Linked DNA regions of Mus musculus: region 2 is linked to region 1. Evidence: chromatin loops called from intact Hi-C (ENCODE). Cell type or tissue: left cerebral cortex. All regions are shown on one strand. Links, peaks and the distances in the headings refer to the core of each region. The heading gives the core; the rest is flanking DNA.

Region 1 (2,500 bases), core at 1-2,500:
TCCCAAGTCCGTCCTTTTGAGTCAACCTGTGCAGGTCTTAGTCTCTGCTTCAATCCCTTTGGCCCTTCTATAGTTCAGATTCTTGGGTTCTCCCTTCTCTGAATGGTGGAGTGTACATTCTAGCTGGCTTCATCACATCCCAGCTGAGCGGCCTTGGACAAGCTTCTGTCTACCAGTTCTTGGTCATCTGAGTATTGGGGATGATGGTAATGGATGGTCATCACAAGGATCCTGTGAGGACTTGATAAGCTAACTCACCTAGAATGCTTAGGACAGGGCCAGGTACCAGTCAGTCTTCCAACCGTTCCCATGACAACTGCATCTTTGCCCATGTACACAATACATAGCCCTTGAGCAGCCACCTCCTTAATATTCCAAGCTTATTTCCCTGAAGTCTGGTCTATATCTCCCTATGTGTGTATGGAGGTCGGAGGATAACTTTCACAACCATTTCTCTGTCATTTCTTTCTACCTTGTGAATCACAGGGGTCAAACTCAGGTCACCGGGCTTGGCAGAAATTACCTTTACCCATTCAGCCTTTAGAAACATGATCACTCCCTAGCTGAGACTTGACCATTAGATTAGGCTAGCAGGCCATCAGTTCCCAAGGATCCCCCCAGCTCTGCCTCCTGAGCCCTGGGACTTTACATGGGTGCTGGGTACCAAGCTCAGTCCTTATGTTCAGGTGGCAAATGCTATACTGACTGAGCCGCCTCCCCAGCTTCCGCCTCCTCCCTCAGTTGGAGTCGTGCTTTGGATTTGTGTCAACGAGGTTGGCCTGCTATGGTGTCATGCTGCTAGAGCTCGCTAAGTTGTTTGTGTTTGGTGGGTTAGTGTTTGTCTTGTGTCGCTCAGGCTGGCCCTGAACTTCTAATCTTCCACTTTCTCCATGCTGGGATTATTTCAGTCTTCAACATATGTGCCACTGTGCCTGGATTTATTTAGTTCTGAGGACTGAACCCATGGCTTGGTGCATTCTAGGCCATTACTCTGCATCTTCAGCTGGAGAATCCCTTCTAAGGGACCAGGGCAGCTGTAACTGCACGTGTCATTGGACAGCCTGAGTGTTTTGTATCCAGCTTGAGCTATTGCTTTCAGATCCTTGCTACTTTTGTCAGTCACTGCTGCCCTCTAGTGAGCAAACTGTGGAACTGGTGACTTATGAAGCCTGCTGTGCACGGTAGCATAAAGCAAGCCTGGCTTTATGTACTAAAAGTTTGGGGGTTTTGAGACCCATCTCTCATTTGGCCCCTGCTGGCCTAGAACTCGCTGTGTTTCCCCTGCCTCTGCATCCTGATACCGGACTGCAGGAGTGCACCACCACACACTGCTTTTGCTCCCTTAGCCCTGTGTATCTTGTGACACTGCCCAAGAGTGTTACATGTTTGTTGTCCGGGCCATTTCTACCATTCTAGGTGTATGTGTAAAACAATAGGCTGTAACTGGGCATCTACATAGGAAACTCCAGGACAGCCAAGCTCACATAGACCTTGTCTCAAAACAACAACAAAAAACCCAAAAACATGCAAACAAAAACCAGGTTGACAGATGACTAGTTTTCTCTGTTCTCTACAGTGGGTGTGTGATACCAAGTCCAGATCTGCTGCCACCCACTCCACCCCACTCAACCCTCCCCTTTTTATATCACCCAGGCTAGCCTGGAGCTAAATATGTGGACCAGACTGGCCTTGAATTGTAGAGGCTTCTTCTGCCTTTTGAAGTGCTGTGGCATCTGCCACCATGCCCAGCTCTGTAGCCCTGGCTTTTACATGGGCACTGGGTATCAGTCTTATGTGCACATGGCAGGCATGTTACTGGCTGAGCCATCTCCCCAGCCTCTGAAGTTAAATGTCTGTAAAGTGAAACTTTAGCTCCTTCACAGCAAGTCCTTTTGTTTTCACTTTCCCGGTTGCTGCATGCATGAGCTCCACCTCTGACTTCCAGTCTCGTCCTTACCCTGGGTGTTCTGTGCAGGGAATGAAACGCTGCTTCAGTGAGTTCAGATGACACATGCAGACTGAGAAAATATGCTGGGTTAAAATCAGCCACACTGTGCTCACCTCAGTAATTAATTAACTCTCCCTCCTTCCCTCCCTCCCCTAAGGAATTATTTATTTTATGTGTATGAGTACACTGTAGCTGTCTTCAGACACACCAGAAGAGGGCATCACATCCCATTACAGATGGCTGTGAGCCACCATGTGGTTGCTGGGACTTGAACTCAGGGCCTCTGGAACAGTAGTCCATGCTCTTAACCACCGAGCCATCTCTCCAGCTCTGGCCTCAGGAATTTCCATGTGTTTATTTTTTTGAGACGGGTCTCACTGTGTAGCCCTGGCTGGACTCGAATTAAAGATCGCCCCACCTATGCTGGGATTAAAGGCATGCATACCACAAACAGCCTTTTACTTATTTGTTTTTTAATTCTGTTTTGTTTTTTTTTGAAACAGTGTGTTCCTATGTAATGCAGACTGGCTTCACATTTGTTTTATAGCTGAA
Region 2 (10,478 bases), core at 4,073-6,572, 120 kb before region 1:
TACCATCCTGTTTCCTTTTCAGAAAAGGGAAGAGGATATCAGAGAGGGAGTGAGGGAGGACCTACCATTTCTGAAGGCTCTCTTCTTACATCTTCAGACTTTATATCCAACCATACAGTATTATTTCATTACATGTATTCAGTGCTTGTGTGTACCATATCCTGAGTCGAGATCTGAGATTCTCCTTTTTAATAATATGTTTATTTTACATACATTTTACTTGGGATGTGTATCTGTGTAAGGGTTGTCAGATGCTCTGGAACTAAAATTACAAGACAGTTGTGAGCTGCCATGTGGGAGCTGGGAATTGAAGCCAGGTCCGCTGGAAGAACAGTTGGTGTTCTTTTTTTTTTTTTTTTTGTATTTTTCCCTGAGACGGGGTGTCTCTGTATAGCCCTGGCTGTCCACCTGCCTCTGCCTCCCAAGCGCTGGGATTAAAGGTGTGCACCACCACTGCCCGTCCAGTCGGTGCTCTTAACTGCTGAGCCAACTCTGTCTAGCCTAGAGGTTCTCTCCCTCTATCATGAAGGTTCTAGGGAACTCAAGGCCTCCGGCTTGGCAGCAAGCACCTTTATCTGTTGAGCCATCTCACCTGACCTTTCGAATGATTCAATCTTCATAATTCCATGGAAATGTAATTTCTACCAGTTCTTGACATAAGAAACCTGAGGCTCAGTGATGTTAAATAATTTTCCCAGGTTACACAGCTGCTAAGTGGAAACTGCACAGAGAGAGAGAGAGAGAGAGAGAGAGAGAGAGAGAGAGAGAGAGAGAGACACTCCTGGTTCCCCAGAGGTGGGCAGTGACATTAAGGGCTTGGAGACTTCCAAGGGGTGAGTAGTTTGGGGAGGCTTCCTGGCTGAGGTGGGTCCGTTGGCATCATTAAAAAAGAAATAAGGTTCGTGGGAAGGGAGAGACTTGGGAGTGTTTCTGGAGGTTGTGTGGGAAGTAACTAGGGAGGCTTGCGAGTTAGGCATTCTGGAGAGCAATGGGTACGTGTGGCCACCAGGTGGCGCCGCAGGACTCCTTTGCCTCCCATTGGTCTGGAGGGCCAGGGCTCAAGTCTGACTCCTTGTGGACCCGGTGCTCCATGCTCAGCCCTGCACAGTTCAGGCACCCAGCCGGCCCTCCGGTTTTTGGCATGGCATCTAACACGTGGAAGACAGGAAATCTTGATACCAGTCTATTCCAGATTCAGAATGGAAACCCAAAATAGAGCCCCCCTCCCCAAACAGCATACTCTGCCTTCCTGTCCTGTGCCTTCCTGAGTCCCTTAGAGATACTGTTTAGGGAAATTGTTAAGGATACAAGCATTGTGTGCAGCTGGCTGTGTCTGCATGGAAATAATAATTACCTAATAAAGATGTAAAAGTTTTCATCCGGTGACCATTGATTGAAGATTTGTTGTGCACATTGCTCTAGGCACTGGGGGGGGGTGGGGGGAGCCAGTGTTCTATTGGGGTAGGGAGTATAAATAAGTCGGTGGTGTCCTTGAGGCTAGTGACAGTCACTATGAAGACAATAAAGCGGGGAATGGGGATGGAGGCAGGAGGAGTTGGGATTGTTTTATTTTGGGAGGGGTGGGGGGCTCCCTATTTTAGGGACAGCCTCTTACTGTGTAGTCCTGGCTGGCCTGGAACTCACTATGTAGACCAAACAGGCTGGCCTCCAGCTCAGATCTGACTGCTGGGGTTAGAGACTATGCCACCACTCCAGCTCTTGTTTTATTTTGAGAGGTTCTCTTGTAGCCCCATTCTTGGCCTTGAACTTGCTATATTGCTAAAGAGGACATCAAAATCCTGGTCTTCCAGTTCTGGCCTCCCAAATGTTGAGATTGCTAGCGTGTCTCACCACACCTGCCTGAGAAAGGGTGGTGTCTGGGTACCAGGAAAGCAGCAGCAGCAGCAGCAGCAGCAGCAGCAGCAGGGTAGTTGTCTCTAGCTGCTGGAGTACCATTACCTTGTTTTATCTTTTTGTTCTTTCCTTCCCAACATCCTCCTTTCTGTGTCTGAAATCCTTGACCCTTCTTCCAGCAGACATATGGAGTAACAGGCGCTAGCTCAGGACTCAAGAACCCTGGCTTTTTAATTGTGGCTCTGACTCCAAAAAGATTCACCATCCCAGCTTCCCTTACTTCCGGTAAATGACATCACCACTCACCTGGTTGCTCAAGCCTGAAAACGGGGCCATCTGGGATTTCTGCCCTTCCTGTAACTTGCACCCAGTGCTTCAACAAAGCCTCTCAATTAAACCTCACAATACTCCCTGCCTGGCTGGAGGGCTGGCTCTGGTTAGGAGGACGGGCTGCTCTTCCAGAAGAGCTGGGTTCAGTTCCCAGCACCCAGGTGCTGGCTCAGAGGATCCAGTGCCCTCTTCTGGTCTCTGTGGGCATCAGGCACACGTGTGTCACACAGGCATACATCCAGGCAAAAATAAATAATTTTAAATTGAAAAAAATTCTGCCAGGCCTGGTAGGGTAACCTGTGATCCCAGCATTTGACAAGGGGAGGCAGGAGGATCGGGAGTGTCATGGTAGTTACATCTATATACCAAACTTGAAAACAGTTTGGACTACATGAGACCCTGTCAAAAATATCTTTTAAAAACCCTAAGATGCTGCTCGAATGTTCTCTGTGGCCTTTTATGTATCCGGCTCCCTGTCATGTGGTTAGAATGTCCTTTGTGGCCTGGTCCCTGTCCACGTGTCCAGCTGGACCACCTGGTCCTCTCCTCCTTGCCACCATTTCCTTGGATAATGCTTGTTCATTTAGCAGGATGGAACTTGCCCTGGATGACAGCTCCTGGAAACCTCCCCTGTCCCTTTTGGATGTCCCTTACCATTTTGCCACTCTGTACAGTAACTGCTTCCATTTGTGACCCCAGTGTTCTTAAAAACTCCTTAAGGATTGGGTGTCGTGCTCTGCCTTCCCAGCATCTGGTAGTGAGACACTTGCTGACCAGCAGCTGGACGCATTCATCCTTCCTTGCACATCCCGTCACATACCAACTTCTGGCTGTCCAGGGGCTGCTTCCCACCACACCTTCCCCCACTCAGCCCTCAGCCCCGAGAGGGGGCTGTCTGCATGTAGCATCACTAGGCTCCTCTGCTCTCCAGCACCCAGTCTGGAGCTCCGAGACTATACGAATGCCGTTCACCGTTCATGGTGCTCCTCTGGCTAATGACTCAAAAGAGAACTCAGCACACCCTTTCCCTTAGCCCTGACAGGTGCTTAAACAAACTGCCTGGCTGGCTTTCCCTTACAGACCTCTACTCTGGAATGAATATAGGCACTCTGGCACCTCTCCATGGCACAGTAGTGTAAAAGCTGTCATGGGACATCACCCGGGTGACTCTAAAGTCTGGCACACAGCAGGTGCTAACACATGTGTTGAGTCAAGGAATAGAAGAAGTATAAAAGGTCGTGTGATCCTGAACAAGTATCTATCCTTTGGCTGTGTGTGTGTGTGTGTGTGTGTGAGAGAGAGAGAGAGAACTCTCGTCCACATACGCACAACATGAGAGCCAGAAGAAGACATCCAGTGTCCTGCTGTCCTGCTCCATGACCACCTTATTTCCTTGAGACGGGTTCTTCCTGGCCCTGAGCTAGGCTGGCAGCCAGCACGCGCCAGTGATCTTCCTGTTTCTGCTCACACGGCACTGAAGTTAAGGGCATGCGTGCTTTTGACGTGTGCTGGAACCCTGAACTCAGGTCCTCAAGTTGGAGCAGCAAGCACTCTTTGTTTTGGAGATGGCCTCACTGCATAGCTGTGGCTGGCCAGGAGCCCTGGACCTTCGTTTTCTCTTCTGTGAAACGAAGACAAGAGGAATGTGAGACAGCCCCTGGTGTTCTGAAGTGTGGTATTCGGACAAGTGTTTAGCAACCAGGAAGGAAAGGAGCCCTGCTTTTGTAGCAATTGCCAGTTCCCAAGATAAATCCTCTCCCCATGACTGACTACAGAGTGAGCAATGGGCTGTCACTAGCACGCACAAGCTATGAATCTCAAACTCAGCACCCCGAGTGATGTGGCTCCAGCTGGAGACCGACTCTGGATAATTTCTAGGTCCTGCATTCTGTTCTGGTCCCTGAGCTGCAGTTTCCCCGGAAGCCCGAGGGTTACATGTCAGGTTGCTTCCTGCACACAATTCCAGAAGTTGGCCCAAGTCAAACCGCTTGGACGCTCATCCAGGTAGTTGACTGTACATATCTCTGGCAGCATTCACAGACTACTTAAAACCTGTTGGTTGGCTCAAGTCCTGGTGTTCAAAGCTAGGCATGCAGGTATTGAGTAACAACTTGGGATTCTGTAGTTCTGTTACCTACCTGCCTACCCTGGTAAGTACGTTTGACTCCTTTGACCTCTGACCCTGCGATGTTAGTCACCCTTCCCTCAGAATGCCTCATTCAATTCCTAAGGTTTCTTCCTCACCTACCCTTCCTTGGTCCACACAGCCCACTGTTTTTTTCCTTCTTCCTCTCTGCCTGGCTGTTCAAGTGGAGGCTTATAGGTGTCGGATACTGTTCATTACAGATGAACCCTTCCCTGATCTCCGAGCCTGAGTTCCGTGTCTCTGGAATAAAGATAATAGCAGTTACTATGGGGGATTTTTGTGGCCACTGAGAAGCAACATGGAAAGTACTGATGATATTGAATGCCCAGAAAGTGTTTAATAAGTGAGCCATGGTGGCACACGCCTTTGACCTTAGCACTCAGGAGGCAGAGGCAGGCAGATCTCTGTGAGTTCCAGGGTAATCTAATCTGGTCTACATGGTGAGTTCCAGGACAGATAAGGCTATAGCAAGACTTTGACTCAAAAAATAAAATAAAATAAAGTGCCTAATAAATGTTGGTATTTGTTTTGTTTTTTTGTTGAGACTGGATCTTATTCTGTAGCCCAGGCTGGCGTCAAACTCACAGGGAACCTTCTGCTGCAGCTTTCTAAACGCTGGCACTACAGGCATGAGCTGCCAGAGAGAGAGAGAGAGAGAGGTGGAGACCCTCAATGGGCAAGGGACTGGGTCTCTGTCCTCCCTTCTCTCATCCCCTTAGGAAGAGATCCCCACTTCTTCAAGGAGAATGCTCACTGTTCTGTGAATGAATGGACTAGTGAACCAACTGGGGGTGACTCCCTGAGACCGGCTAAGAAGGTGGCACTTCTCTAGCCCTGCCAGCAGATGGCGCCAGCTTCTCAGTCTTTCCCCAGCCAACTCCTTTAGGCTGTTTCCCACACTGCAGGTTCTCGGCTTGCTCTGGGAAGATGGAGTCCTGAGAGCAGCAATGAGGTGCCCAAGAGACTGGGTGGTGCTAGAGAAAGATGTCATCGTGGGGAGTAAAGGGCACAGACCTTGAGAGCCCCAAAGGGAATCGTTAGCTCTCTTGGGGATATGAAATGAGAGACGACACTTTAAGTCAATCTGTGAGTCAAAAGCTGAGATCTAGGAAACAGACACTTTGTGGGACATGATGTGGTGAAATCAGTCATCGAAAGAGGAAAGGGGAGGCCCCGTTTCCATGGCAGCAGTATTGTTTGTGGTAAGTGGGGGACTCCTGGGTCTCTAGTGCCCATGCACAGTGACTCACCACAGGAAAGGAAGGCTGTGGAGGGACCTGGTGCTGGGGACCGGATACCCTGTGGCTCCTGCATCCTTCCCTACCCTGGTCCCAGGCTTGTTACTAGGAAAGGAACTGAAGGTTGGAGGAACTGAGGCAGGGCAGAGGCCTAGCGCTCTGCACTCCACGCCCATGGTTGGTTCACCACCTTTAAGAATTACTGTCTCCAGTCAGGCATGCCGATGAATATTTTTGATTCCAGCACTCAGGAGACAGAGGCAGGTGGATCTCTTGAGTTTGAGGTCAGTCTGGTCTACAGAGCAAGTTCAAGGACAGCCAGGGCTGTCTTTAAAAACCTAATTAATTAGCTAATTAATTAAAAATAGAATTACAGTCTCACTGGACAGGAGAGAAACTATCACGCTGGCCATACTGCACAGTGGGGGCATGAATGGTAAAGATTAGAGTCCAGGACATTGTTCCAAAGAAAGCAGACAAGGATGGACAGGCTTGGCTGTTGAGAGGATGGCCAAGAGCTGGACGGGCACAGGGAGGGGACGCCACAGCTCGCAGCCCCACTGGCAGGGTCCCTTTGGGGAACCCCATTTGGCAGACCTGCAAAATAAGAGAACCAGACTGGAAATTGTTATTTAAAGAAAAATTAGGAGCTTGGTGGCGGTGGCGAACACCTTTGATCCCAGCACTTAGGAGGCAGAGGGATCTTTGTGAGTTCCAAGCCAGCCTGGTCTACAGAGTGAGTTCCAGGACAGCCAGAGCCACACAGAGAAACCCTGTCTTGAAAAACAATCAAACTGTAGTTCAATTCCCAGCAGCCACATGGCAGCTCACAACTGTTTGTAACTCTAGATCCAGAGGATCTGATATTGTCACATAGACACGCAGACAGAACTCCAATGCACATAAAAACAAAGCTTAAAGAAGAACAAATAAAATCAAGAGGGTTCAGAGGTGGCCAGGCAAATGTGGTGCATACAGATAAATGCAGGCAAAACATACATACGAAGTCAATAAAGTTTCTTTAAGGAGATGTACTGAACAAACTATCTCTAACATCAGATTGAAATAAGTAAATGAAGGGGCTGGAGGGATGCTTAGCGGCTAAGAGCACTAAAGCTCTTCCAAAAGACCCAGGTTCAATGCCCAGTACCCACAAGATTTGATGGCTTAGAACGTTCACACAGGTAGCATAGGCATATGCAGGCAAGACAGCAATCCACATTAAAACAAAACAAAAGGGGGCAGCAAGGCGGCTTAGAGGGTAAAGGCACTTGCCAGGAATGGAGGCCTGAGTCCCAACCCTAAAGCCACATAGAGCTGGAAGGAGAAAATCAATCCCATAGAGTTGTTCTCTGGCCTACACATGAGAATGATCTTGATGGAGGCAAACTTCTTGGTCTGATATAGGCTAGAAACTGCTGTAAACCATCCCAAGACAGCAAACCTCAATCAATTCTGCTCCATCCAAAATCCCCTGTGAATGGTAGGGAGAGGGGGCATCCTATCTGCAGGCTCACCAACCTCCCAGCACTCAACAGGACCTGGGGGTTCTCAGGCTCCCCGAGTGGTTATCAGAATAGTTTCATTCTTGTTCAGCAGTAGAGGCCTCATTGTTTCAGAACAAATGGGGTATCCCCATCCTACCCCAGATCTTGAAGGAGAGAAGGTGAGCCTCTCTGTCTCTCTTCCCCTGCAGGAGAACTGGTAACCGTAGGTACACACATATCAGCTGGGAGACAGTGTGGCATTAGCTCCTGGATTTGTTCTGTGGCTTGGAGGGACACATACCTCAGTGCATGTGTGGAGGTCGGGGCACAATCTGTTGGAGTCAGTTCTCTCCTTCCACCATGTGGGTCTCAGGGGGTTCCAGGGGTCAGACTCAGGCCATAAGGTTTGGCATCCTGTGCCTTAATCTGCTGAGCTTTCTGTCTGTCTCCCGTGTGTGTGTGTGTCTTGGTTCTTGGTTAGGGTTTTACTGCTGTGAACAGACACCATGACCAAGGCAAGTCTTATAAAGGACAACATTTAATTGCGGCTGGCTTTCAGGTTCAGAGGTCCAGTCCATTATCATCAAGGTGGCAGTATGGCAGCAACTAGGCAGGCATGGTGCAGGAGGAGCTGAGAGTTCTACACTTTCATCTGAAGGCTGACTTCCATGCAGCTAGGGTGAGGGTCTTATAGTCCACACCCACAGTGACACACCTACTCCAAGGACACATCCCCTAATGGTGCCACTCCCAGGGCCAAGCACATACAAACCATCACAGTGTGTGTGTGTGTGTGTGTGTGTGTGTGTGTGTGTGTGTGTGTGTGCCTGTCTGTCTGTCTGCCTGTGTGTGAACCTTCCCGTGGTCCTCTTGCCTCAGGCTCCTGAGTGCTGGGATTACAAGCATGAACCTGGTTTAAATCTTTGTTTCACTTTATCATTATTGTGTGTTAGTACATGATAGGGGCATGCTCCAGTGCAGGTGTGGATGCCAGAAGGTAGCTCTGTGCAGTTGCTGTTCTTCCCCCATATGGGTTCTGGTTGGATCTCAGGTCACCAATCCTACCTGGCCCCTTGTTTAGGGGCTCACTCTATAGCCTTGGATGGTCTATTAGGTAGACTAGGCTGGTCTCAAACTTACAGCAATCCCTTTGCTTCTACCTCTGAAATGGTTTTGATATTAGTTGTTTTTTAAAAATTATCTATCTATCTATCTATCTATCTATCTATCTATCTATCTATCTATCTATTTATTTATTATATGTAAGTACACTGTAGCTGTCTTCAGACACTCCAGAAGAGGGCATCAGATTTCTTTATGGATGGTTGTGAGCCACCATGTGGCTGCTGGGATTTGAACTCCGGACCTTTGGAAGAGCAGTTGGCGCTCTTAACCGCTGAGCCATCTCTCCAGCCCCATTACTTGGTTTTTTGTTTGTTTATTTAATGGCAACTGGGGCCTATAAAGACAGAACAAAAATGCCAAGGTCATAGAAAGTTAGTGGGAAATGAACTAGATTCTTTTTTTTTTTTTGGTTTTTCAAGACAGGGTTTCTCTGTGTAGCCCTGGCTGTCCCGGAACTCACTCTGTAGACCAGGCTGGCCTCAAACTCAGAAATCCAACTGCCTCTGCCTCCCAAGTGCTAGGATTAAAGGTGTGCACCACCACTGCCCGCTATGAACTAGATTCTTGATGGGAGCAAGTACTTGAAAGCTGGAGGGCTGTCATGGAGGGCAGGTCTCCCCTAGTGAGCCAGAAGACTCCTTTCATGAGTACAAAGGTGAACCAAGTATCCTTTTAGAGTCCAAAGGTATATGAACTTCACCGAGCTCTATGTAGTCAGTCCTCCCTGGAGATGGCTGGGAAGTGGGTGGCAGGTTCCTGCAGACCTCAGGGGTGCCCCGAGGCTGCGGAAGTGAGCACTAATTAATACTGGCTTCCCTAATTGGGCCTAATGGACTTCTTGTGATGGGCAATTAGGAGGCTACATCAATTAGCAGTGAGAGGTGACAATCAGCCCTCCTCCCCTGGATAGGGCCCTTTAGGAAGACATAGAGGTAAGAAGAAGCCTGCCCCCAGGAGAGGTGGTCCCACTGCCTGTCCTACCGACGATGCCCTGGAGCTGGAGCCAAGGGCCTTCCCCTGGACTGGCCACTCTCTGATTTCACTCACTCACATTCACTCTGACTTGACTGCTCAGGCTCAGACTGCTCAGGAGCCCAGGCTCTGGTCCGGTTCCACCTCGGTCTCTTGAGTTTGATAGCTGTGGGGTGAAGGTTGAGCGTGAGATTCGAAGCCCAGGCTCTTGATTGGTTGTGTGATACTAAGCCTACTGTGGTTCCTTTTCTCACCTGAGCTATGGAGGTGATGATGTCCCTTCTGAGTAGGGGTCTAAGTGAATGCACATCATTTGCAACAGGGTCTCACACAGGGAAAGTTCTGGAGCTGGGCTGTTAACAATTTCCCACTCCACCTTTTCATCTTAGAGTGACAGGTAACTTGAGTGTTGTGTACCAGGCTGGCAAGATGGCTCAGTGGGTAAGAGGACTGACTGCTCAAAACCACCTGTAATGAGATCTGACACCCACTTCTGGCGTGTCTGAAGACAGCAAAAGTGTACATATTTGTAATAATAAAATCTTTGGGCCAGGATGAGCAGGGCCGACTAGAGCAAGCAGAGGTTCTAAATTCAATTCCCAATAACCACATGAAGGCTCACAACCATCTGTACAGCGACAGCATACTCATATACATAAAATAAATAAATCTTTTTTTTTCTTTTGTTTTTTTTTTTTTTTTTTTTTTTTTTTTGAGACAGGGTTTCTCTGTGTAGCCCTGGCTGTCCTGGAACTCACTCTGTAGACCAGGCTGGCCTGGAACTCAGAAATCTGCCTGCCTCTGACTCCCAAGTGCTGGGATTAAAGGTGTGCATCACCATGTCCGGCATAAATCTTTTTTAAAAACAAACAAACAAACAAACAAAAAACAGGAATGTTGTGTAAAGTCCTCCAGCCTCACCTTAATTACTGAACCAAAATATACAAGCCCTTGACCATTGGAGGGCTTGTATGTGTGTATGTGTGTGCATGCATGTGTGTGTGCATGCATGCATGCATGCATGTGCAGTGAGGGATGGAGCCTCCAGCATGTAAGCATGAACTTTACATTGAGCATTGCTTTGGTCGCTTCAAAGCCTCTTCCTCCCAAAGACAGGATCTCACCACGTTGGCCTCTATGGAGCTGAAGATGACTTTGAACTCCTAATCTTCCCACACCTCGTGAGTGCTGGGGTTACAGACATATACCACCACAAAAAGTTTACTTGGTGCCAGAAGTTGAAGCCAGGGCTTCATTACTCTATCAGCTGAATTTCATCCCCACACCCCAACACTCTTCAAGCAATTGTGACGATCAGTGAAGGTT

What was found. A loop is a pair of places that touch in the nucleus more often than their neighbours do. Peaks named below come from ENCODE experiments on the same cell type or tissue, not always from the same donor. Only the 100,000 strongest peaks of a DNase experiment are listed, where the experiment ranks them.
Region 2: it touches region 1 in a loop (4-fold over the local background); 31 of 42 quality-filtered maps call a loop at or near these places.

Annotation. Positions count from the first base shown.
Region 1 is chr3:88,405,850-88,408,349 of GRCm38, reverse strand. The region is part of intron 1 of Pmf1 (polyamine-modulated factor 1); the gene reads left to right. Among named protein-coding and RNA genes, the nearest start is that of Pmf1, 3.3 kb to the left of the region's middle. In left cerebral cortex, for the core only: a CTCF peak has its summit at 1,133 (motif pointing left); a DNase peak (open chromatin) is centred at 1,101; H3K27ac peaks cover 170 bases.
Region 2 is chr3:88,516,965-88,527,442 of GRCm38, reverse strand. No RefSeq gene overlaps it. Among named protein-coding and RNA genes, the nearest start is that of Gm38618, 9.7 kb to the left of the region's middle. In left cerebral cortex, for the core only: a CTCF peak has its summit at 5,178 (motif pointing right); a DNase peak (open chromatin) is centred at 5,176.